Linked DNA regions of Homo sapiens: region 1 is linked to region 2. A link is an interaction called in ENCODE POLR2A ChIA-PET data of the cell type or tissue named here. Cell type or tissue: Panc1. All regions are shown on one strand.

Evidence for each region. ChIA-PET counts read pairs that join two places held together with the same protein. Peaks named below come from ENCODE experiments on the same cell type or tissue, not always from the same donor. Only the 100,000 strongest peaks of a DNase experiment are listed, where the experiment ranks them.
Region 1: POLR2A ChIA-PET joins it to region 2 with 10 read pairs; 2 of 35 experiments call an interaction of 5 or more read pairs at or near these places.

Annotation. Positions count from the first base shown.
Region 1 is chr20:32,230,122-32,235,121 of GRCh38, reverse strand. It overlaps POFUT1 (protein O-fucosyltransferase 1), which reads right to left. Exons shown (of 7, transcript NM_015352.2): 6 at 4,061-4,303; 7 at 1-649. The coding sequence ends at 461. It overlaps LOC124904884 (a long non-coding RNA gene), which reads left to right and starts at 4,081. Exons shown (of 2, transcript XR_007067560.1): 1 at 4,081-4,368. In Panc1, no CTCF peak of the experiment used is centred here; no DNase peak of the experiment used is centred here.
Region 2 is chr20:32,130,200-32,135,199 of GRCh38, reverse strand. TM9SF4 (transmembrane 9 superfamily member 4) reads right to left here. Exons shown (of 18, transcript NM_014742.4): 2 at 2,074-2,187. Among named protein-coding and RNA genes, the nearest start is that of TM9SF4, 23 kb to the right of the region's middle. RefSeq lists an enhancer at 1,759-1,918. In Panc1, no CTCF peak of the experiment used is centred here; no DNase peak of the experiment used is centred here.

The DNA of each region.
Region 1 (5,000 bases), 100 kb before region 2:
TCATCCACATTCAGTTAAGGTCACTTTAGGTACCTACATTAATAGAATTCAATGATTTTCAAAAACCACAGAGAGTTCTAGGATAGTCATGACCTTGTATCAAAATTATAGAAATCTCTCTATAAAAAAATCTCTCTGAAGAGTTCAGCATCCCAGGCTGCTCAGAGCAGAGTGGACCAGAAGACGGAGGCTGGACTGCTTTGCCAGTGTGAGAAATTCCCAGAAGAGCAGAAAGCACGTGCGATGGGAGATGCTCCTGCTCCTAGGAACCTGCAAGTCCTATGCCCTGGGATATGGAGCGTCTCCCTCCTTGAGGGGTCCCTGGCACTCTTCTCCATCTTTGGCAGGTGAGAAGAGGAGTTTGCAATCCCGGAGCACCTCTGGCTGCCAGGCCTGGCTGGAAGGACCAGCTCAGACTCTGGTCCCTCCAGGATCAGAGGGTCTGGTGCTCCGGCCAGAATCAGAACTCGTCCCGCAGCTTAGGGGGCCTGTCCATGCCGAAGAAAGAAGACGGCCTCCCCTGGAGGTCCCGCTCCCGCTTCACAAAGGCAGTGAAGGAGGAGACACAGTTGCCAATAAAGTGGTCGGCTTGGCCGAGGATGTACAGGTCGACCTGGGCCACCTCAGGCTTCAGGCTCACCACCTTCACCTGCAGGAAGAAGCACAGAGCATATAAGCTGGGGTGGCTACAGGCCAAGGCCTGCCATCCACACCCCCAACCTTATTCCCTGAGCTGCAGTTACAGACACAAAAGGAGGGGCAGAGAAGAGGAAGATGTGGTTCAGTGTCTGAGGGAAGCATTGCCCAGCTGCTGCCTAGGCCCACCCCACCCTTCCGGGCTCCAGGAGCCTCAGCTCCAAACACACCATTCACACCTTCATGTCTTCACTTGTGCTGTTCCCTCTGCCTGGAATGCTGCTTCAACACCCATTAAAATACCGACCAGACTCTTTTATTTTATTAATTTTTTGAGATGGGCTTTTGCTATACTGCCCAGGTGGGTCTTAACCTCCCAGGCTCAAGCAATCTCCCACCTCAGCCTCCCAAGTAGCTGGGACTACAAGTGTGCACCACCACACGTGGTTAATTTAAAACAATTTTTTTAGAGGAGGAGTCTTGCTATGTTGCTCAGGCTGGTCTTGAACTCTGAGATTCAAGTGATCCTCCTGCCTCAGCCTCCCAAATAGCTGGGATTACAGGTGTGAGCCACTGTGCTTGGCCTGACCAGACTCTTAAGGCTAAGCTCAAATTCTATTTTTCCTAAAGCCCTGGCCTGGTGGACTTCCCCACCAAACCAGAGAGGGGAACAGAGAGCTCCACACCTTCCAATTCTGGGCTGGATGCCTCCATCTCCCATGTACCCCAAATCCAAGCCCAAGGTCCGTCCAATCTACCCCTGAGATATTCCCCAAAGGTGAGCCCTTCTCTTGAGGGAGGGCCACTCCTTGGGCCCAATCATCACAATCTCTTGCCTGATGGACTGCAACAGCCTCTCCCTGGTCCCCTCACTGCCTCTCCTGGTCTGCTCACCACAGAGCAGCCAGAAGAAACTTTTCGAGATAACCTCACACCTGTCCTTCCCGCCCTCCAAGTGGAACACCCTTTAATGATGCCCTATTGCCCTTCAGATAAGGGTGACAAATTGTGAACGTGGCCTACAAGGTCCTCGCTGGGCCTCTTCTTATCCCACCCCCATCATCCAGCCCCTACCCAGGCTCCCGCCCTCCTCAGGACCTTTGTGCGTGCTGTGCTGTTTGGGGTGTACCTCCCTTTACCTGGTTAGCTCCTAGTTCTCCTTCGCATCTCGGCTTCAGTGGTGCCTCCTTGGGGAAGCGCTCCCTGGCCCTCTAGCCTAGGCCAGCATCCTCTGCTCTTCACTCTCACAGAACCCTGCTGCTCTACTTTGGAGCACACATCTCTGCTTATAGTTTCCACTCCTTAGTGATTCTCTGATTAGCATCATCTCCTGCCCCTGACTGGGGCTAGAGCTGTGTTGGTTTGCTCTCCACTGCTGGCCAGGCCCAGCACAGAGCCTGCCCCAGTAAAAATCTGGTGAGTGGACAGGTGAATGAATGGACCTGCCCATCTCTCTAGCAAGCTCCTGAATCCACCTTGTGGCCCACGTTATAGCTCTCTGCAGTCTCTTTTCCTGGGTCTAGAATGTGAGCCCTGGAGAGCGGGACCACATCTTATTTACTGGTACCCTTACTCAGCACTGGACCAGCTTAATGGAGGAGGAAGGCTTAGTTCAGGATAAAGGTGGCCTCTGAACCCATGGAGAAGGGAGTTGAGGGGTGGGGAGGGATGAGAAGACTGGCATAGGGACAGGAAATAGAAAATGGCAAGAGGTTCAAGGTGTAACAGATACACTGACTCCAAAAACTCACAAAAAAACTCCCTGGGACTCTCCAAATGCTTCAGCTTAGTATAGAGGTAGTTGGGGGTTGTAGGTAGGTGGGGGGAATGTGGGCAGAGTTGGGGCTGAAAGTGCTTTGCTGTTCCACAGAGATTTCTGATGTAACAAAAATCATCATCTTGCTATCTGGATTGTAGCAAAGAAATAATACCAGTTTAATCATGGCCAAAATCCCCCAAACAATTCCACTCACATTCTGAAACTTACCCACTCTGTGTCATGCCCATTATAATTAGCTCTGGGACTGCTTGGGTAAACTCTATCCTTTCTTGGAATTTTGGTTTCCTCAGCTATAAAATAGAGGGGTTGGGTTAGACAACCCCTGAGATCTCTCAGCTCTGATTTTCTCTTAATTATATTTTTCTTCTGCTTTTCTTTCTTTCTTTCTTTCTTTTTTTTAAATAGAGATGGGGGTCTCGCTATGTTAGGCCAGGCTGGTCTCGAACTTCTGGCCTCAAGCAATTCTCCTGCCTTGGCCTGGGATTACAGGCATGAGCCACTGTGCCCAGCCCCAGCTCTGATTTTCTGTTCAGTAGGTGGGGAGGAGATTAGAATGTGCTGACTTAGCACTTCCTCTCTGCACTGGAGCTTCCTGTGTCTGGGGTGAAAGAGAAGGGGAGGCCCTTGATATAAAGCCAGCGGTACCCAGTGTCTGCCTCTTAAGGCCTGCACAGCATTTACGGTTTTCACTCATCCTACAAAGTCCTATGGAATGCTTAATACTAATTCAGTCATTTTATCAATACGTACTCACTCATTGCCTGAGTATTACTCTTCACTGATATAGTAAGCACTGACCAAGAACATTCTAGTATTTACTCATGTACTGAATACTCACTATTCACGGCTTCTTCAACAGTTTGCTAAGCACAAAGATCCTTTCCTTCATTCATCAGCCACCAATTTCTACTACTGATGATAGCTAACTTTATTGAGCACTTATTTTGTAGCAGGAACTGTTTCAATTTCTTTACATCTGACCTTCACAACTGCCCTATGAGATAGGTACTATTCAGTCCCATTTTATAGATGAGGAAACAGAAGCACAGAGAGGTCAAATAACTTTTTCAAGGCTGCAGAGTGGGTAAATTCAAGTTCTCTGACTCCAGAGTCTCTGCTATTAACTCCTCCACTATACTGGATCTCTCCCCAGAGCCCACTCTCTACATCCTCATTCAACAAACTGACTGCCTACTAAGTGTCAGGCACTGTACTAGACACTGGTGATGGTAAGGCAGGGTTTCAGTCCCAAAGAGGTCGAAGCACCAGGCTAGACATCAAGGAATGTTAACAGTGAGTCAGCCTTGGACCCTGCCTTCAAGGAGCCCACAGCTCCTGGGAGGAAATAAGACATATTTCTACACCAGTCTCATACAGTCCAGAAAGTGCCCGAGAGAAGAAATGATATAGGGCCACGAAGGTCCCAGCAGGGATACGTGAGCTCCAGGAGTGGATGAAAACCTGGAAAGACTACGGAGGAGGCCTCTGAGCTGGGGTTTGAAGGAGGGTAGGAACTGAAGAGGAATGGTAGGTCCAGGCAAAAGGCTTGTAGGGGAGCCCGTGAAGCATGCAGTGGGCAGTGGGACCATCCTGGCTCCTCCTTTCATTCCCTTCCTACTGCACTCCCACTTGGCCCACACATACCTTCCCTTTGAAGAGCTGTTGGAGCTCAGGCACATAACTCTCGGAATCAGTAGCAACGTAGACCGACTGGGCATCCAGCGACCTCACCCAGAGCTTCACAGCCCTCTGGATCTCCTTCAGGTCAGGCAGGCACATAGTCATCGTGAGGGGGGCCGCTGTGCTGCGGCTGTAGCCCACACACTGCGGAGAGGCCATGAAGTGCGAGCCTGCAGTCCCGTCCTTCAGCATGGCACAGGCGTTCTTCTACGGAGAGCGGGGAACAGGGTTAAATACTGGCAACTGCCCTGGAACCCCAGAAGCAAGACCTGGTAAGTGGAAAAAGACAGGCTATACAGGAAGAACCTAACTACATTTTTTTTTTTTTTTTGAGACGGAGTCTCACTCTGTCACCCAGGCTGGAGTGCAGTGGTGTGATCTCCACTCACTGCAACCTCCGCCTCTGGGGTTCAAGCAATTCTCCTGCCTCAGCCTCCCGAGTAGCTGGAACTACAGGCACCCGCCACCATGCCCGGCTACTTTTTGTATTTTTAGTAGAGATGGAGTTTTGCCATGTTGGCCAGGCTGGTCTTGAACTCCTGACCTCAGGTGACCCACCCACCTTGGCCTCCCAAAGTGCTGAGATTACAGGCATGAGCAGCCGTGCCTGGCCTAACTACATTTTTTTTTTTTTTTTTTGAGAGGGAGTCTTGCTCTGTCGCCCAGGCTGGAGTGCAGTGGTGTGATCTCTGCTCGCTGCAAGCTCCACCTCCTGGGTTCACGCCATTCTCCTGCCTCAGCCTCCCAAGTAGCTGGGACTACAGGTGCCCACCACCACGCCCAGCTAATTTTTTGTATTTTTAGTAGAGACGGGGTTTCACCACGTTAGCCAGGATGGTCTTGATCTCCTGACCTCGTGATCCGCCTGCCTCGGCCTCCCTGAGTGCTGGGATTACAGGCATGA
Region 2 (5,000 bases):
AATGAAGAAGAATGTTTAGGAAATGCTACAAGCACACAGAATATAGCTCTGGAAACCACAGACAAAATAGAACCCATCGAAATGTTACAAAAAATAAAATTTTAATCCAAATGTAAGTAAAACTACCTTTACTATTTAGGAACTATTGACCATTCCTCATACACCACCTAAAAGTAAAAAAGATTTTTGGAATACAGGTCTACAATCTTTTTTCAACTCTTTTTTGGGATTAGAAATTTTCTGGATTCCCTGTAATCCCAGCATTTTGGGAGGGTGAGGCGGGCAGATCACTTGAGGTCAGGAGTTTGAGACCAGCCTGGCCAACATGGTGAAACCCCGTCTCTACTAAAAATGCAAAAATCGGCTGGGCATGGTGGTGTGCACCTATAATCCCAGCTACTCAGGAGGCTGAGGCAGGAGAATTGCTTGAACCTGGGAGGCAGAGGTTGCAGTAAGCAGAGATCATGCCACTGCACTCCAGCCTGGGTGACAGAGCAAGATTCCATCTCACAAAAAAAAAAAAGAAAAGAAAAAGAAAATTTCCAGATTTTAGAAGGCAATGTGGTATACAAACCATAGCCAAGCTGGGTCTGGACAGTACCTCATATTCGATAACTATTTGTGCAGAGAAATGCAAAGATATTCATATTAAGTGGAATAGAAAAAGTCAATAAACAGCTTCATGTTCAGTTCTGGTCAGTTCTTGCCTTCAGTGAGCTTGGAAAAACTGAGTTCCAGAGCTTTCCGGGTGTGAAACTGCAGGGATTAAGGACCTCTATTAAACATTTCATGAATTGCTTGAGGAAAAATGGCCAAAAAGTCTGTTTTAACAATTTTGTGTTTCTTAGCATTCTCACTCAGGACAATGAGAAAAGAATGCACGTTACAGAGAGATGCGTCCCACCTTTACGTTGCCTCCCACTCCCTCTCTTCCCACCCAAGGCGTCCACCCTCACATACTTAGCTATGTGGGACTGGAAGCCAGAGCAGCTCTGGTACCTCCAGGCCACTCCTCTGCTCTGGAGGGAGCTTTTGACAGAGGTAGTGGGAAGAAGGTACTGCAGTGGTTAAGAGATGGGGTCTTGGGCTGGGTGTGGTGGCTCATGCCCGATAATCCCAGCACTCTGGGAGGCTGAAGCATGAGAACTGTTTGAGCCCAAGAGTTCAAGACCAGCCTGTGCAACATAGTGAGACCTCATCTCTACTTAAAAAAAAAAAAAAAAAAATTAGCCAGGCATGGTGGTGCACACCTGTAGTCCCAGCTACTTGGGAGGCTGAGGCAGAAGGATCACTTTAGCCTGGGAGGTCAAAGCTGCAGTGAGCTATGCTCACGCCACTGCACTCCAGCTTAGGCAACAGAGAAAGACCACGTCTCCTCTAAATAGAGATGGGGTTTGAACTAACCCTATGTCTTCCTCACTATGTGACCTTGAACATGTTAATTTTCCTTCCCAGGCCTCGGTTTCCCCATCTGTAAAATGAATAGGAAATCTGTGTAACATATGGAATTGGCCCCAGTGGGTTCTTGGGGGGCAACCTGAGCTAAGCCATGCACAATGCCTGGCATGTAAATAACCCTCAGTAAAAGTTATTTTAATGACTGTTCCTGCAAGTTACAAGTCTGACTGCCAAGGAAAAGAGACGTTCACAATGTATGAACAATATGAGCAGACACTAGGAGTTATGCTGACAAAGCTGGTAACAGAGAAGATGGAGCAGGTGAGAAAGGGAGGCAGAGATGCTAAAGAAGAGGCAGGTGGAGTAAGACAAAGGCACAAAAAGAGATGGACACATACATGACAGAGACAGAATACTTGAAAGCAAAAGTGAGAGTGAGAAAGAGACCGAGATGCAAATATACACAAGCATACACAGGGACAGAGACACAGAAAGAACCAGAAACAGAGAGGGGACCGAGAACCAGAGGCACAGGGAGAGGGAGAGGCAGAGTTCCGGGGTAACTGGCACTATTCTTTCTTCTCTGCAACCACAGGATGGACACGAACAGCTCACCATGGTGCTCCAGACACACTGCCTAGCACAGAGGCTCCAAAAATCCAGGAACACACTTACCTTGATTTCTACGGGATCGTTCTGGTGGAAGTTGATAGGCGCGACCCCAGGCACATAGAAGGCGCTTGTTTCACACATCAGGGAGAAAAGCAGTAAAGACCACGGCAACCAATCCTGCTCAGAAGAGAGGCCAGGGTTGGATTGGGGAGAAGAAGTGAAGAAGATCCTCTGAGGCAGATCAAGTCATACCACCTTCATGTTGCTTTAATTGACCCAGTGTAGCCACCCTCTGACCCATGAAGCCTGAAGACCTCATAAATGTTCTCTCCCAAATGCTCCCAAGAGTGCCACAGGACAATTCTGCACTTCCAGGAGTTAGCCACAAAGTAATTAACATCTGGGCAAAAGGGAAGACTATCACACAGGAGCCATGTCTCCCCACTTCTGGATCAATGTTCTTTTAACCATTTATAGTGTGTAACTCCCAGGATAGCTGGCAGGAAATAAAGCTCCAGGACATTTAATTAATTCCCATTTCTCTGTATAGCAACTAGTTCACGCTGTCAAAAGCTCCTATGTTACCAAGAGATGTTCCTACAAGTTTCTCCAAAACCGTGCTGGCCTCTCTCACCTCCCACTCTCCTCCTCGCTCAGCTCAGCCACACGGGCCTCCTTGTTGTCCTGACAACAAACCTTTCTGCACCCCTCAGGGCCTTCGTCTTTACTGTGCCTTCTGGTGGAATGCCCTTCCCACAGGCACCTGCACGGCACATCTCTCTTCTTTTTTTTTTTTGAGACGGAGTTACCCAGGTTGGAGTACAATGGCATGATCTCAGGTCACTGCAACCTCTGCCTCCCAAGTTCAAGTGAGTCTCCTGCCTCAGCCTACCGAGTAGCTGGGACTACAGGCATCCACCACCTCACCTGGCTAATTTTTCTATTTTTAGATCAGACGGGGTTTCACCACATTGCCCGGGCTGGTCTTCAACTCCTGACCTCAGGTGATCTGCCCACCTCGGCCTCCCAAAGTGCCGAGATTACAAGTGTGAGCTACCACGCCCAATGGCACATCTCCTTATTTCATTCAGGTCTCTCAAATATCACTTCCTCAGAGAAGTCTGCACTGACCATTCTATCTAAAAAACAACCTCAGGGCTCCCATTACCCATTTCTCTAGTCCCTTATCTATTTCTCCTCATGGACTTATCTAATTGACATGTACTATATGTATATGTTTATTTGCGTATTGCATGTCCCCCTACCCTTGAATGTGATCTCTAGGAAAGCAGCACCACGAACAGTGCCTGGCACAGCATGGGGACTCAGGAAATATCTGCATGCAGCATAGGCACCTGGGAATCAAAGGCAAGAAAGGTCCATTGCATCTCTTTCCCTTAATAATAGTGCTTCACCCCTGCAAGGAACTAGAAAAGCTGCCGGATTCTCTTCTTTCTACGCAGTCTGAACAACGAACTTTTGTCTTCCACACGCCTAAATCACCAACTCAAGTCAGTTTCTGTATCTGACTACTCTCCCTAACCTTTCACTGCTGTTGCATTTCAGATGCTTATTTCCTCCCACCTGGACATTGGCCACAGCCTCCTGATCACCTGTCTCCACAGCCCTCCCATCCATCAAGTTACACCCCATCCAACCAACCAAGCAACCAACTAACCAACACACACACACACACACACACACACACTCTGATGACTCTGTGAAACTCAGTTTTATAGGAAATCAGGATCACTGAGGAGGCTTGCCAAAAATGTAGACTGACCTGTACTTTTACCTGGACTACAAGTTGAGGGAAAAATGGCTTTACAAGTTTCTGAATTTGTAAAAGGTTCTGAATTCAGTACACTTTTTGCAGACACATAGCTTGGTCAAAGTCTTTTAAGCAATATTTTCATGGAGTTTTTCCTCCGATTTGTTGTGAACGTTTACAAGTATCTGCCAGCTGATGTTCATTAGGAAAGCCTGACTCCAGTAAACACAGTGCCATGGCTAAGACAGGTGTATTGTATTTGGCAATCAGGAGGCCAGATGAATCAGGAGAGCAGGAAAATCTTTAAAAGAAATGACAAGACTAGTAGGTAAATTGCCTCATGGGGCAATTTGGATAGGAAGGATAGGAAGACAGTATTTTTTTCCCTCTGTCATTTTTTTTTAAAAGAACTTTTTATTTTTAAGTAAATTTAGATTTGCAGAAGAGTTACACAGACACTACAGAGGGTTCCCATACATTCTTCACCCAGTTTCCCCTAATGCTAACATCCTGCATAACCATAAGCGAGTAAGGCTTTTTAAAAGCAACTAGCGTGAACATTTTTTGAAAAAGCAAACTACAGTAAATAATTCAAACAGTACAAATGGGTATGCCATGAAAAACAAATCCTCCCACTCCAGGTCCCCATGGACAACTGCTATCACCAGTTCCTTGAAAATCTCTCTAGAGACATTCTATGCTGGTACAAAGGGGAGGGTTTCATAGTATGGGTTGGCTTGAATACAAAAACAAATAGATTTTTCTTCTTTCTCTCTGAGTAGTGATGGAAAGCCTACCAACTGCAGGCTGGGTACAGCATCTGATTTCCTCTGCGTCAGAGGACCTCCTCCACCTGACTAGGCATCTGAAGATTCTGGCCCTTCCTCATTGGAAGCTTTTGCCAACCCTCATGTGTCATTGGTTAGAACGCAAGTGTGTCATGTGAGAGAAATAAACCCTGCCCTCTTTTTTCCTCTAATTCCCCTCTGTTCCTGAATTCCAGTTAACCAAAATATAAAGAAGGCAAATCCTGTACTGTTGGCAAAAACAGCCACCCAAAAGTTGTTAAAAAACAAAACAAAACACCTCAAGCTTAAATTTTTGAAAAACAATCCTCACACAAAGATACTATCAACAAATCACACACCAATTTATCTTAGAAGGATCAAGAGATGAAAAACAGCAAAGGATATTTTCGTAATATGCTAGAATCTTTGAA